Linked DNA regions of Homo sapiens: region 2 is linked to region 1. A link is a contact called in ENCODE Hi-C data. All regions are on one chromosome and are shown on one strand. The core of a region is the stretch at or near the end of the contact, and the rest is flanking DNA. Distances in the headings are between cores, read along the strand shown. Region 1 overlaps TFEB (transcription factor EB). Region 2 has its middle 9.6 kb from the start of BICRAL.

Evidence for each region. Hi-C counts contacts between places; a loop is a spot of excess contacts on that map. Pooled maps may share reads with other maps.
Region 2: a loop to region 1 is called in a map with no recorded cell type, with 4 times the contacts of the local background. The contact joins two enhancer-like sites. A Hi-C loop is called at or near these places in 2 of 37 single-sample maps with no recorded cell type and 2 of 50 pooled maps.

The regions. Positions count from the first base shown.
Region 1 is chr6:41,696,556-41,702,979 of GRCh38, reverse strand. The region is part of intron 1 of TFEB (transcription factor EB); the gene reads left to right. Among named protein-coding and RNA genes, the nearest start is that of MIR10398, 34 kb to the left of the region's middle. Within about 2 kb of position 2,078, at least 5 of the 41 ENCODE cell types and tissues checked have a DNase peak (open chromatin) inside an H3K27ac peak, as active enhancers do.
Region 2 is chr6:42,769,239-42,775,582 of GRCh38, reverse strand. It overlaps a transcript of BICRAL not described here. Among named protein-coding and RNA genes, the nearest start is that of BICRAL, 9.6 kb to the left of the region's middle. RefSeq lists an enhancer at 4,085-4,284 and a silencer at 4,755-4,804. Within about 2 kb of position 3,627, at least 18 of the 41 ENCODE cell types and tissues checked have a DNase peak (open chromatin) inside an H3K27ac peak, as active enhancers do.

The DNA.
Region 1 (6,424 bases), core at 829-3,328:
CTCCACACATCCATGCTGCCAGAACCATCAGCACACCAGGCAGGCGGCAGGGAGCCTATGAGAGGTCCCACACAGCCTCTGCATGTTATTTGTGAGGGTCTTGAGTCCCGGAGAGGGGGACAGGACTTGCCCAAGGTCACGCAGCTGGGTGGTGCATACCGATGCAGGTCTTCCAGTCCCACTCTGGCCTTAGGTAGGCTTTTGTGCTGGGCCTGTGGAGGCTGAGAGAGTCCTTGCAAAACAGACTCATCTCAGAGAGTCAGAGCTTGTGGGCCCCAAGTCCACAATGGCATGAACTGACCAATCAGATAGAGTCTTAGGCCTCACCTTCCCTGGGGAGGGACCTCATTGACCACATAGGCTGACGTAGCATCCATGAAAACTTTAGCTGATCTTTCCTGCAGGGGACATGAGCAGGTTCGCTGGGGTGGGCCAGAGGGTACTTGGGGCAAGTGGAGTTTCAGTCTCTAAACCCCTCTATCGCCCTCAGGCCCCTTTCCTGTCCTAGGAGCCATCTATGGCTGAGTCCCACTCCTCCCCCAACCCTTACCACCCTCACCTCACTATGGTCTGGTGCCAGATCTCTGATCCCTGGAATCACATTTCTGTCTGACCAACTCATATAGCCTCCCCTTCCGCCCCCTCCGACCCAGGCTCTCAGGCGGGCTAACCGTCTCAGCGAGATTCAGATTTGTCACCCTCTGAGCCTCCTGGGCATGGATGTCTTGGCTATTTAGCAAAAAGCATCTGTGGGTGGGGTCTGGGAGGGCTGAGGAGCATGCAGGCCTCTCTGGGGAACCTCTGTAGGATTCGCTGAGGGTGACATGGGATGAGGGGGGCGCAGGACTGGGAGTGCAGGGGACAACAAGCCATCTACATGGGGAGACCTTTCCTATGGGCCCCAGGTTACCTCTCCTGGGCTGGAGCTGCTGGTGGTCACATACCTGAGAGACCTGGGCTTGAACCCCCACTTCACTGTGCTCTTGCAGTGTGACTTCTGACAAGCTGCTTAATCTTTCTTTTTTTTTTTTTTTTGAGACGGAGCCTTGCTCTGTCGCCCAGGCTGGAGTGCAGTGGTGCGATCTCAGCTCATTACAACCTCTGCCTCCTGAGTTCAAGCCATTCTCCTGCCTCAGCCTCCCAAGTAGCTGGGACTACAGGCATGTGCCACCGCGCCTGGCTAATTTTTGTATTTTTAGTAGAGACAGGGTTTCACCATGTTGGCCAGGCTGGTCTCGAACTCCTGACCTCAAGTGATCCACCTGCCTCAGCCTCCCAAAGTGCTGGGATTACAGGCATGAGCCACTGCGCCTGGCCTACTTAACCTTTCTGAGTCTCGGTTTCCTATCCTGCTGTGTTGCTGTTTATCCCATCAAGTGTTTGTGTGGATGAATGTGATTGAACAGAGGCCCCTTGCGCAGTGCAATGTGGGAGGGACTCGGAGCGTTTGCCAAGTGGGTGATAACTGAGTGTGTGGGGGTCACTGGACCAGCAGCCCTTGAGGGCCGTGCATCTCTTTCTGGAAAGTCTGATGGGTGGGATGGTGTGGAGGTTCTGAAGAAGAAAAGTGATTTCTCTGAAACTTCCTTGTAGCTGAGGAGACTGGTAGGTGGCAAGGAAACAACTAGAGAACAAAGCATGGCAGACACAGGCAGGAGGCTGGAGTAGATGGAGTGCCCAGGAGGCGGGTGCAGGGGCACAAGGGGTGGGGGTTCAGTCCCACCACTCCCCAACCCAGGAGAAAGGTGGCTGCCTGCTAAGGGGATCCTTAGACTGCAAGCGGCAGCTGAGGGATGCGGCTACACGTGTGTGCACATGGACATGTGTGCATGTGTGCGTGCATGTGTGTGAGAGAGAAGAGAGAAAGAGAAGCAGACACGGAGAGACAGAGCGTCCACATGGGTGGCTGGGCCGGTCCGTGCATATCACAGGGGTGGAATCCTTTTCTAGTTTCTCCTTTCATGTTCCTATTAGCTACATGTCCCTCGTCCCTGTCCTGCCATGCCCAGTGGCAGTCGTCTTTGCCAGGGCCCAGCTGGTCCCAGTGGGACAGGACAGGGCGACTCCCTGGTCTGCAATGGCCTTTGAAGCTGCTCCCCCTGTTGTCCCGGGCCAACAGTCTGACCAGCCAGGAGGCGCCAGTTCCCACCCTTTCCTGTGGGATGTGAGCTGAAACTTGGGGCTGATGGGCCTGAGCTGTGGGAACAGGAGGCCATTAAGTGGGCCAGGAGCTTGTGTGACCGCCCTTCCTCTCTCCTCTCCTTCCTTTCCCTCCTCCCCACCTCCTGCTGGTGCTCAGAGATTTAAAAACAAGCCCCTGACTGCCCCCTGCCCCCAGCCCTGCAGTCTCCCGCAGCGCATTCCTGCAGGGGGTCTGGGAGAGGCGGTGCAGAACGCATCCTGGGGTCTTGCTCTGCTGCCACTGAAGCGCATTGTGCAGATCTCCCTTTTGGAGCCTCTGCTTCCTCATGTAATTCATTCTTTGTTTCTTGATCTTTTTTTTTTTTTTTTTTTGAGACGGAGTCTCGCTCTGTCGCCCAGGCTGGAGTGCAGTGGCGAGATCTCGGCTCACTGCAAGCTCCGCCTCCCGGGTTCACGCCATTCTCCTGCCTCAGCCTCTTGAGTAGCTGGGACTACAGGCGCCCGCCACCATGCCCGGCTAATTTTTTGTATTTTTAGTAGAGACGGGGTTTCACCGTGTTAGCCAGGATGGTCTCCATCTCTTGACCTTGTGATCCGCCCGCCTCAGCCTCCCAAAGTGCTGGGATTACAGGCGTGAGCCACCGCGCCCAGCCTCTTTTGTTTCTTGATCTTTATTCATCACAAATAGGGGTTGGTCAGTCCTCAGTAAGTGTCCCCACTTGGCAGAGCGGTTCCATTTCATGAAATATACTGAAGACCACATCCTGCATGACAGCCTTTGTGTGCTGTTGGAGACCATAGCACTCAGCCATGGTGATGCAGGACAGGGTCCCGGAGGGAACCTGCCAGGGTGATGGTGACATTCTCCATCTTGATCTAAACAGTGATTATACAAGGCCACACACCTGTAAAAATTCATTGAGCTGTACACTACAAATCTATGCATTTTGCTAGGATAAGTTACACTTCACTAAAAGGGAAAAAGACCAAAACATGGCATTAAAACTGTTAAAAGCATGTGCGTGTCCCATTGACCTCATTTCTGCTTCTGATATCAAGGACCTTTCAATCAAACAGTGCACACTTACCAGGTGTCCTGGGTTTGCTATGTTTCTGTATCGGAAGTTGCCAGCTAATATAATAAAAGGCTATATTATGAAGTATCTCCAGTGTGCCAGGAACTGTGGTAAACACTCCGACTACTTATCCCTTAGAACCCAAAGGAGTGGACATTGTTATTGCTCACCTGCCTCTCTCATCTCCTGCAGTGAATGACATGATATACAAGCTCTGGAAAAGAAAATCTTAAAAGACCCAAGGCTTTTGGAGAGGAAACAGAGGGCTCCTGGTAATAGGAAAAGCTGGCCTGAGGCCTTCCTGCCCCTATCTAGTAAGGAGAGACTGAAGCTGGGGTTACCACTAGGCTGCTCTGCCCCAGTCTGGGCTTTCAGATGGTGTGTATGTGTGTATGTGTGAATGAATGGGTGAATGGATGGGACACTTTCCCCAAAGGAACTTATGCAGGGATGCCCCCAGTGGGCCTGGACGGAGCAACACTGAACAGTGACCAGAATGGTGACACCTCCCCTCTGCCCACAAATTCACACCTGCAAGACAACTTACACACCCAGCCTCCTCACTTAGAGCACAACTGCTATGAGGTAGACGTGGCCCCAGCTGGCAAGCCCTGCTTGACTGATGGGGAGACTGAGGCCATACCCAGACAATTGAGTCCAGCCCAAGGCTAAGACTTGAACCCAAGCACTTGGCCTTTCCCACAGCATCATATGGGCAGGACTGCTGGCTCCTGGGAGTCGTAGGATACCTTTCCACCCCTCACTCTGTTTGGGTCTGGGCCATCTGATGCCCCCTCCCCAGGCCCTACAGTGACTCATGACCACCTCCGTAATGTGGAATGGCTTTGTCCATGAGGATTATGTGATGTCCTTGTTCTGTTTCCTAGTTCATCAGGACTTCCTCTGCTGCCTCCTCTGCCAGAGGGGGCTGAGAAAAATCCCAAGTTTGGTATTTTTTTCTCTCTTCCCTTCCCTAGGCTGAAAGGTTCCTAGGAGGCCACAAAGCCCTTCCTTTGCCTCCAGGAATCTCGAACCTGTTCAGGAAGCTTTTGTTTAGCGGTCAGTTTCTTTCCCCAGGACTGACCGGGCAGCTCCCCCACGACTGAGAGTGTAACAGACTGAATCAGAAGAAAACTTCTTCCGACCACAGAGGTGCAGAGCGTCATCAATGGCTTAAACAGGCCTCCCAGCCTCTGGGCTTGCACACTTTGTTGTTTCAGCCGCCAGACATATGTTTTTCTGGGAATACAGGAAATTATCTCTGCTCTTTGAGGAAGGGTAGAATTTTTTTTTCTGCCTGTGTTTGGGGATTCCAGACTGTTCCATCATCCCGGACACCCTCTGGCTCCTGGGCTGGATGAACGAGATCAGCCGCTGAAACTCTTTGATCGCAGGGAGGCTTCTTCAGTGAGAATTTCTAAAACAAAACGTGGCCGCCCTCACCCTGAATGCAGGACTGAGGCCAAACTCCCAGCCCCAGGGTTGGGGCGGTGCAGCCAGACTGCCAGGGTCCAGCCTTGCCACTCATTAGCTCTGTGACCTTCAGCAAGTGACCACCTCTCTGGGCCTGTGTTTCCTCATTCCTTGAATGGGGACAATAATGGTACCCACGTCACTCATATCATGAAATAATTATGATAATTACATAAGGTGCTTTGAACAGTACCTAGCACACAGTAAGCATTCTATGAGCATTAGCTGTTAGCATAAAATATTTTTTTTTCAATTAGAAAGATATACATCTTCATTCTAGAGAAAGAATAACATTCCAAAAGGCTTTTAAAACCACACAAAATACTTATGGTTACATCATCCAAAGAAGTCAGTAATAATTTTGTATATTTCCTCCCAAGAGGTTTTTCTATACATATTTTTACATTGTGATGATCAGATTTTATATACAATTTCCCCCTACATCCTACATTTTGTCACCTGACATATCCTCATGTTATTTATTGTAAGTATAGCAGTCCATCAGGAGGGACACACCGTAATTTATTTAACTATCCTATAACTGGACATTGAGGTTAGTTTTGACTTTTTTCCATATAATGTGAAGTGCATCTTTATGCACAACATCCTTTTCTGCATCTATGATTACTTCCTTGGACTGGTGAATATTTTTCAAGGCTTTGACATATATTGCCAAATTGCTTTTCCAAAGAGGTTGTACCAAGGTATGCTCTGGCAGTTGTGTTGAAGGTGCCTGGTACCAAAGGCATTTTAAAGTCATAGACACACTTGGGGAAGGGGGGGGGTTTGGAGAAGGGGTGGTGTTGGTGAAGGTAGTTTCCCTAACTCTTCTTTTAAACTATTTAACGTCTGCCCTCATTCTTTTTTTTTTTTTTTTTTTGAGATGGAGTTTCACTCTTGTTGCCCAGGCTGGAGTGCAATGGTGTGATCTCAGTTCACTGCAACCTCTGCCTCCCGGGTTCAAGCAATTCTCCTGCCTCAGCCTCCCAAGCAGCTGGGCCTACAGGCATGTGCCACCACACCTGGCTAATTTTTGTATTTTTAGTAGAGACAGGGTTTCACCGTGTTGCCCAGGCTGGTCTTGAACTCCTGACCTCAAGTGATCTGGCTGCCTCGGCCTGCCAAAGTGCTGGGATTACAGGCGTGAGCCACCATGCCAGGCTGGTCTGCCCTCATTCTTATGTGATTTTAAAATGAGAATACAACACACATACAGAAAATTATAAGTTGTAAGGGAGCAGCTGTACAAATTATTGTAAATATGACACTCTCATGGCACCAACACCCATATCAAATTACAAAACTTTCCTAATCCTCTTACCCACCAAGCCATCTTGTGTCCCCTCCCAGACACTCCCCCAAGGGTAATTAGGATCCTGAGTTCTAACATAGTAGATTAATGTTGCGTTTTTTTGAACTCATATACGCAGAGCATGCTGTATACACTTTTGTGCCTTGGTTCTTTCGTTAACATTATGTCTGCGAGAGTCATCTATGTCATGTGTAACAACAGTGCATTTGCTGTCATTGCTTTGTAGCATTTGATTGTATGGATGTACCACCACTTCAATTTATTTTATTTATTTATTTTTTTTGAGATGGAGTCTCACTCTGTCACCCAGGCTAGAGTGCAGTGGCATGATCTCGGCTCACTGCAACCTCTGCCTCCCGGGTTCAAGCGATTCTTCTGTCTCAGCCTCCCGAGTAGCTGGGACTACAGGTGCACACCACCA
Region 2 (6,344 bases), core at 2,378-4,877, 1.1 Mb before region 1:
CAGCCATCAGGTTAGGGGGGCACCACATGCTGTTGGAAGGCATGCCCAGGATGTGCCATTCACTGGCTCCCAGGTCCCCCTGGTATTCTATCAGAACTCTTTAACTCTCCTAAATAGAGCATTCCTTCTATTCCACCTGCTCAGGAGGATGGGGGAGTGGAGAGGAAGTGGAATGGAGGTCACATAATCAGGCTTTAAGGTGCTACCACAAAGCACACTTGGAGCTTAGTGAGAAAGTCAGTCTCTAAGATAGAACACCCATGTAAAGGGACTTGCCCAATAAATGTCAGTGTGCTTTCTGAAAATGAAACTACTAAGAGGTAAAACATCTGAAGAAGGAACTACTCTGGCCGGGCGCAGTGGCTCACGCCTGTGATCCCAGCACTTTGGGAAGCTGAAGCGGGCGGATCACCTGAGGTCAGGATTGTTCAAGACCAGCCTGGCCAACATGGTGAAACCCTGTCTCTACCAAAAATACAAAATTTAGCTGGGTGTGGTGGCATGCACCTGTAATCCCAACTACTTGAGAGGCTGAGACAGGAGAATCGCTTGAACCTGGGAGGCGGAGGTTGCAGTTAGTTGAGATGGCGCCACTGCACTCCAGCCTGGGCAACAAGAGCGAAACTCTGTCTCAAAAAAAAAAAGGAACCACTCTGAAAAAGATGACTCATAAATATGAGTGGAAGACAAGGAAATAAGTATGTACTAAGCAGGCACAAAGAAATATCCTTGACAATAAAGAAAAAAAAAAACTACGGGAGTGGAGACACTGTGTGACCCTCACAAGTATTCTGATCACTAAAGAGCCACATTCTTACTTGAGCACTTTTTAGAGCCTGATTAAATACCCTTAGACCATATAATTCTTTCTTTCCTAAATCTTCCAATTACTAGTTCCATTTCCCAGGGACCCTAATACTGTAAAAGTGACACCCTGTGCAAAGGTACTCTTATACTCCAAATGTTTATATATCTCTCTCACTATAAATCATACAATCAACTACTAGTTAGGTGTATTTATCAATCCTGAGTCAGGTCTAAGACAATCAGGAGGATGTTCAGAGATTGGCAGTCAGAGCAAAGGGCACACTGATGCTCTGAAAGGATATTTCGCACGCGGCCTGGTGAAAATGCGATGAGTTACTCCTGCCCCACCACATGCAAGCACCAAAACTCAAGTAATCATCTTCCCTTCTGAATTTGCTCTTCCTCTCTAGTCTCTATGCATGTTTGTAACACCCACCTTTCCCCTAGACCAACCCCTGGATACTTTTCATTTGTCTATGATTCCTCCTCATTCTCCCTCAAACCATGGAGCTGTTGGAGCTCAGAAAAATGATAGCTTGAAAGATGGCACCCTGATATGCTGAACTAAAGAATGGGCCTCAAGGTCTCTCTGACCTCTCCTCCTCCAAACCCCTATCTTTTCAGTCCTCCGTCTCTCTCAAAAGCACAGGATGTTCTCTGAAGTTTCCTTAACTACTGGACCCCAAAAGAGAAACAGAATTGCCTTAGTTCTCCTCTCTGAAATCTCATTATTTGTCACAGAAAAGACTGAGAAATGCAATCACATCTGGACGGGTTTTTTCACAAGATAATGTCTGCCTCTCACTCAAATTCCAAAACAATCATTTACAAAATAATTTCTGTCCCCTGAACCATTTATTCTTCTTAAAAATCATTTGCTACCCTTCAAAATTGCTCTGATCGCTTAAGCCCAGGAGGTCAAAGCTGCAATGGGCCATCATCCCCAAAAACAGGCTGGCCAGCTGGGCGTGGTGGCTCACGCCTGTAATCCCAGCACTTTTGGGAAGCCGAGGCGGATGGGTCACCTGAGGTCAGGAGTTTGAGACCAGCCTGGCCAACATGAAGAAACCCTGTCTCTACTAAAAATACAAAAATTAGCTGGGCGTGGCGGTGGGCGCCTGTAATCCCAGCTACTCGGGATGCTGAGGCATGAGAATCGCTTGAACCCAGGAGGCAGAGGTTGCAGTGAGCTGAGATTGTGCCATTGCACCCTAGCCTGGGTGACAGAGCGAGACTCCGTCTCACACACACAAAAAAAGGCTGGCCAAGGTGGCTCTTGCCTATAATCCCAGTACTTTAGGAGGCCTAGGCTAGAGAACTGCTTGAGCCCAGAAGTTCGAGACCAGCCTGGGCAACATGGCGATGCTTTGTATTTTTTTAATTTTTTTTTTTAATTGCAGCCAGGTGCAGTGGCTCACGACTGTAATCCCAGCACTTTGGGAGGCTGAGGTGGGTGGATCACCTGAGGTCAGGAGTTCAAGACCACCCTGGCCAAAATGGCGAAACCTTGTCTCTACAAAAATACAAAAATTAGCTGGGCATGATGGCGGGTGCCTGTAATCCCAGCTACTCAGGAGGCTGAGGCGGAAGAATCCCTTGAACCCAGGAGGCAGAAGTTGCAGTGAGCCGAGATCGTGCCATTGCACTCCAGCCCGGGCGACAGAGCAAGACTCCGTCTCAAAAAAAAAAAAAAATTGCTCCACTCCCCATCTCCCCTTCTTCTGTGAAGAAGGGTACTTAGGCACCTGGACCTCATTGGGTTATTGGGTAATCATTCTCCTGCTATTCCCCCATGCTATACATGTTAAATATTAAATAAATTGTTATGTCTTTTCTCCTCTTAATCTGTCTACTGCCAGTTCATTTTCAGCAAACTTTCACAGGGCGGAGGTGAAGCTTTCCCTTGGTCCCTACAAAACTCACTTCCAAAATCTCCCTCGAATACCATCCTCCCTCAATGGTAATTCTTTGCCAATTACCATCACCTGAATTCAGGTCCGCCTATTGCTTGGCCTCCCATTGATCTCCTATCCAAATTGCTACAAAGATCATCTTTCTAGATTCTAGAGCTGGTTGTGTCACACCTTCATCAGCACCTCACTGCCTCACTGCCCAGGGATGTTTATTGCAAGTACAGATTCCCAAACCCAAATCCATAACCAGAGAATGGGAATTTCTAGGGCAAGCTGAGAAGTGGTATATGTACTTTCAAGTGGCTCGGTAATTGGCTCCACCTGCCTCCCCAGGCACATCTCGAGCCAGTCCTCTCCTAGTACCCTGTGGTCCCTTTACAGAGAATACCCTGCCCCTGAACAAACAGATCCAGATTTGGACATATCCTTTCCCATCTGCCTGGAATTCCCTTTTCCTGTGGCACAAGTCCACCATTCTTCAAGGCCCAGCTCCAATGCCACCTCCTCTGGGAAGCCTTCTCCCGTCGCCTAACTCAGTGGCTTTCAAACATCTTTGCTTGAGACTCAATCCCAAGAAACACATTTCACATTGTAATTCAGTAGATATATAATTGAAACAAAGGTTTTTGAAAAAAAAATATCTAAACCTACTATGGAGGATGCATCTTGATGTATTTCATTCTATATTGTCTTTATTTTTTCAAATGCTGTTAGGCACTTGGTAAAGGACTTCATGATTCACTAATGGAGGTGACCCCATTTGAAAAACATTGCTTAAAATGAGTGAGTCCCTTCTCTATGCACTCTATACACGCCTCTATTACCCACTGATCACTTTACAATAATGATTTGTTTACAGTCTGCCTTCATCCTCCTCCTCCCCTCCCCAGACAGGCACATACCACAACCAAATCAGCATATCTTGTGACAGTTCCACAGCTGCTGACAAATGCAGAAATGCGAATATTGGAGAATAAATACTTTAATTGCTTTTGCTCGTGTCTAATTTTTTTTTCTTTTCTGATTACAATTCACAGCATAGTCTATTGAAGACTATGCTATTGGAGACTCAGCCTCCCAAGAGGCTGAGCCTGGGAATTATACTAGCTTCAACCCTTCAGTTAACAGCAATTTTTAAAAACAGCCATTGTATCTCAGTACAATTTAACCAAGGTGTTAATTATTCTCTCCCTCAAAAACAAAAACCACATACACGAAAAACCATCAGAAAATATTTTGTCGGGTTGCTAGCCAAGAGAGTGCAAATGTGGGCAAACAAATCTCTTACTTAGATACTTGCAAGCAAATAGTCAAAAACCTCAAAACCCTCCTTCCCTACCACTTCAGACAGGACCCCCCCACCACCCCCCGCCACCCCCACAGGGGTGGGGATGCAGATATAGAGGCCTTTCTATCTGCGCAGCCTGAAGCTCAATTTCTCACTAGGCGGTCCCTAACAACACAAACAAATGAGAAAAGTAGAAAAAACAAAAAGAAACCAGAGCAGCTAAAAAGCATCACGTAATGAAGCCGGGCCGCAAGTTCCGGTGCGAATTGTACCTGTGACGGATGCACGGGCGCAGCGGCGGCCCGCAGGGGGAGGGGTCCTCTTTCTGCAGCACGTGGCGCCAACGACAGGAAACCTGCCTGCAACACCCGCCAACCCTGTACACCGCTCATTTGCAGCATCGTCATTTGTGTGATGCTAATTTGCTCCATGTCCTTGTAAACGTTCTTACAGAGATAAATGAAAATCTACTGCAGGCTTGGGGTGGCCCTGGGCAGGCTAGGAGAGAAGGAGGGACCCAGCAGTCCCCAGGTGTCAGTGAAAAGCTCTGGGAGTCGGAGGACAGAGTAGGCAATCCTGTTCAGAGAGGGGAGGGCCGGGTGCGGTGGCTCACGCCTGTAATCCCAGCACTTTGTAAGGCCGAGGCAGGCGGATCACTTGAGGTCAGGAGTTCGTGGCCAACGTGGTGAAACCCCGTCTCTACTAAAAATACAAAAATTAGCGGGGCGTGGTGGCGGGCACCTGGAATCCCAGCTACACGGTAGGCTGAGGCAGGAGAATCACTTGAACTCGGGAGGTGGAGGCTACAGTGAGTGGAAATTGCGCCACTGCACTCCAGACCGAAAAAAACAAAAACACTGACCGGGTGGGGTGGCTCATGCCTGTAAACCCAGCACTTTGGGAGGCCGAGGCGGGTGGATCACCTGAGGTCAGGAGTTCGAGACCAGCCTGGCCAACATGGTGAAACCCCGTCTGTACTAAAAATACAAAAAATTAGCTGGGTATGGTGGCAGGTGCCTGTAATCCCAGCTACTCTGGAGGCTGAGGGAGAAGAATCGCTTGAACCTGGGAGGTGGAGGTTGCAGTGAGCTGAGATTGCGCCACTGCACTCCAGTCTGGGCAATATGAGCAAGGCTCCGTCTCAAAAAAAAAAAAAAAAAAATAATAATAATAATAAAATTAGCCGGGCATGGTGGCACGTGCCTGTAATCCCAGCTACTCGGGAAGCTGAGGCATGAGGATCGCTTGAACCCGAGAGGCGAAGGTTGCAGTGAGCCGAGATCACGCCTCTGCACTCCAGCCTGGGTGACAGAGCAAGACCCTGTCTTAAAAAACAAAAGAAAACAAAAAACTAAGAGAGGGAAGAACAGGAGATACTTTAAAGCTGGGTTTTAAAGAATGACTAAGAGTTCTCCAAATCACATGGGGAAAGGCAGAAGAGAGCTCCTGGTAGAGGAACCTAAGAGAGTGTATTTGGCAAAGTCCTTAAATATAAATGAGGGGGACAGGCAGATGATGAGGGGCTTTGCAGATCATGGAAGGGTGTGGATGATCCGTAGGCCGCTGCTTTCCACACTGCAGGTCACAATGCAGTAGGCTGTGCAAGTCATGAGACTGTGACCAGCTTTTATAAAAAATGAAAGAACCTAGATCAGAAGATACCAGAATACATACAAGCAGTAAGGGTGTAAACTTGGGAAATCTGTTTCAGTTATAAATGTGTCTGTGTATGTATGTACTTGTTTGTAATATAAGTGTATTTCTTACTGTGGTGGTGATCTTTAAGTTTTTGAACAAAAAAAATTCTAGACAAACAGGACACAATAAGAGAATGCTATGAACAGATTTGAATTCCATGAGGATAAATGTGGTAGCAGTATGGAAGGTCGGTGGGCAGAGGTGAGGGCTCCGAGCACACATGGTATTGTGTTTGTGTGAGGCTTCTCCAGCCCAGACAGTGAGCTTGATGCTCTAGGACAGACTCTGTGTCATGTAGCTCCCAGTCCCGGCACTTGGCACACAGTAGGCACTAAAGGAATGTTTCTTGACCAGATATGGTAACTAACTTCCAAGATGGCCCCTAGCAAGCCTCACCTCCTGGTATTCTCACCTTTGTGCATCCTCCCTCCTACTGTGTACCAGGGTTGGTTTGGGTGACCAATAGGATAGGGCAGAAGCTTCCCATCTTGGGTGCTCTCTGGATCGCTCACTCTGGGAGAAGCTGGCTGCCATGTCATGAGGACACTCAGAGAGTCTATGGACAGACCCATGTGGTGAGGAACTGAAGTCTCCAGCCAATAGCTAATAGCTTAGGCATCCTGCTGGTAGCCAGACCG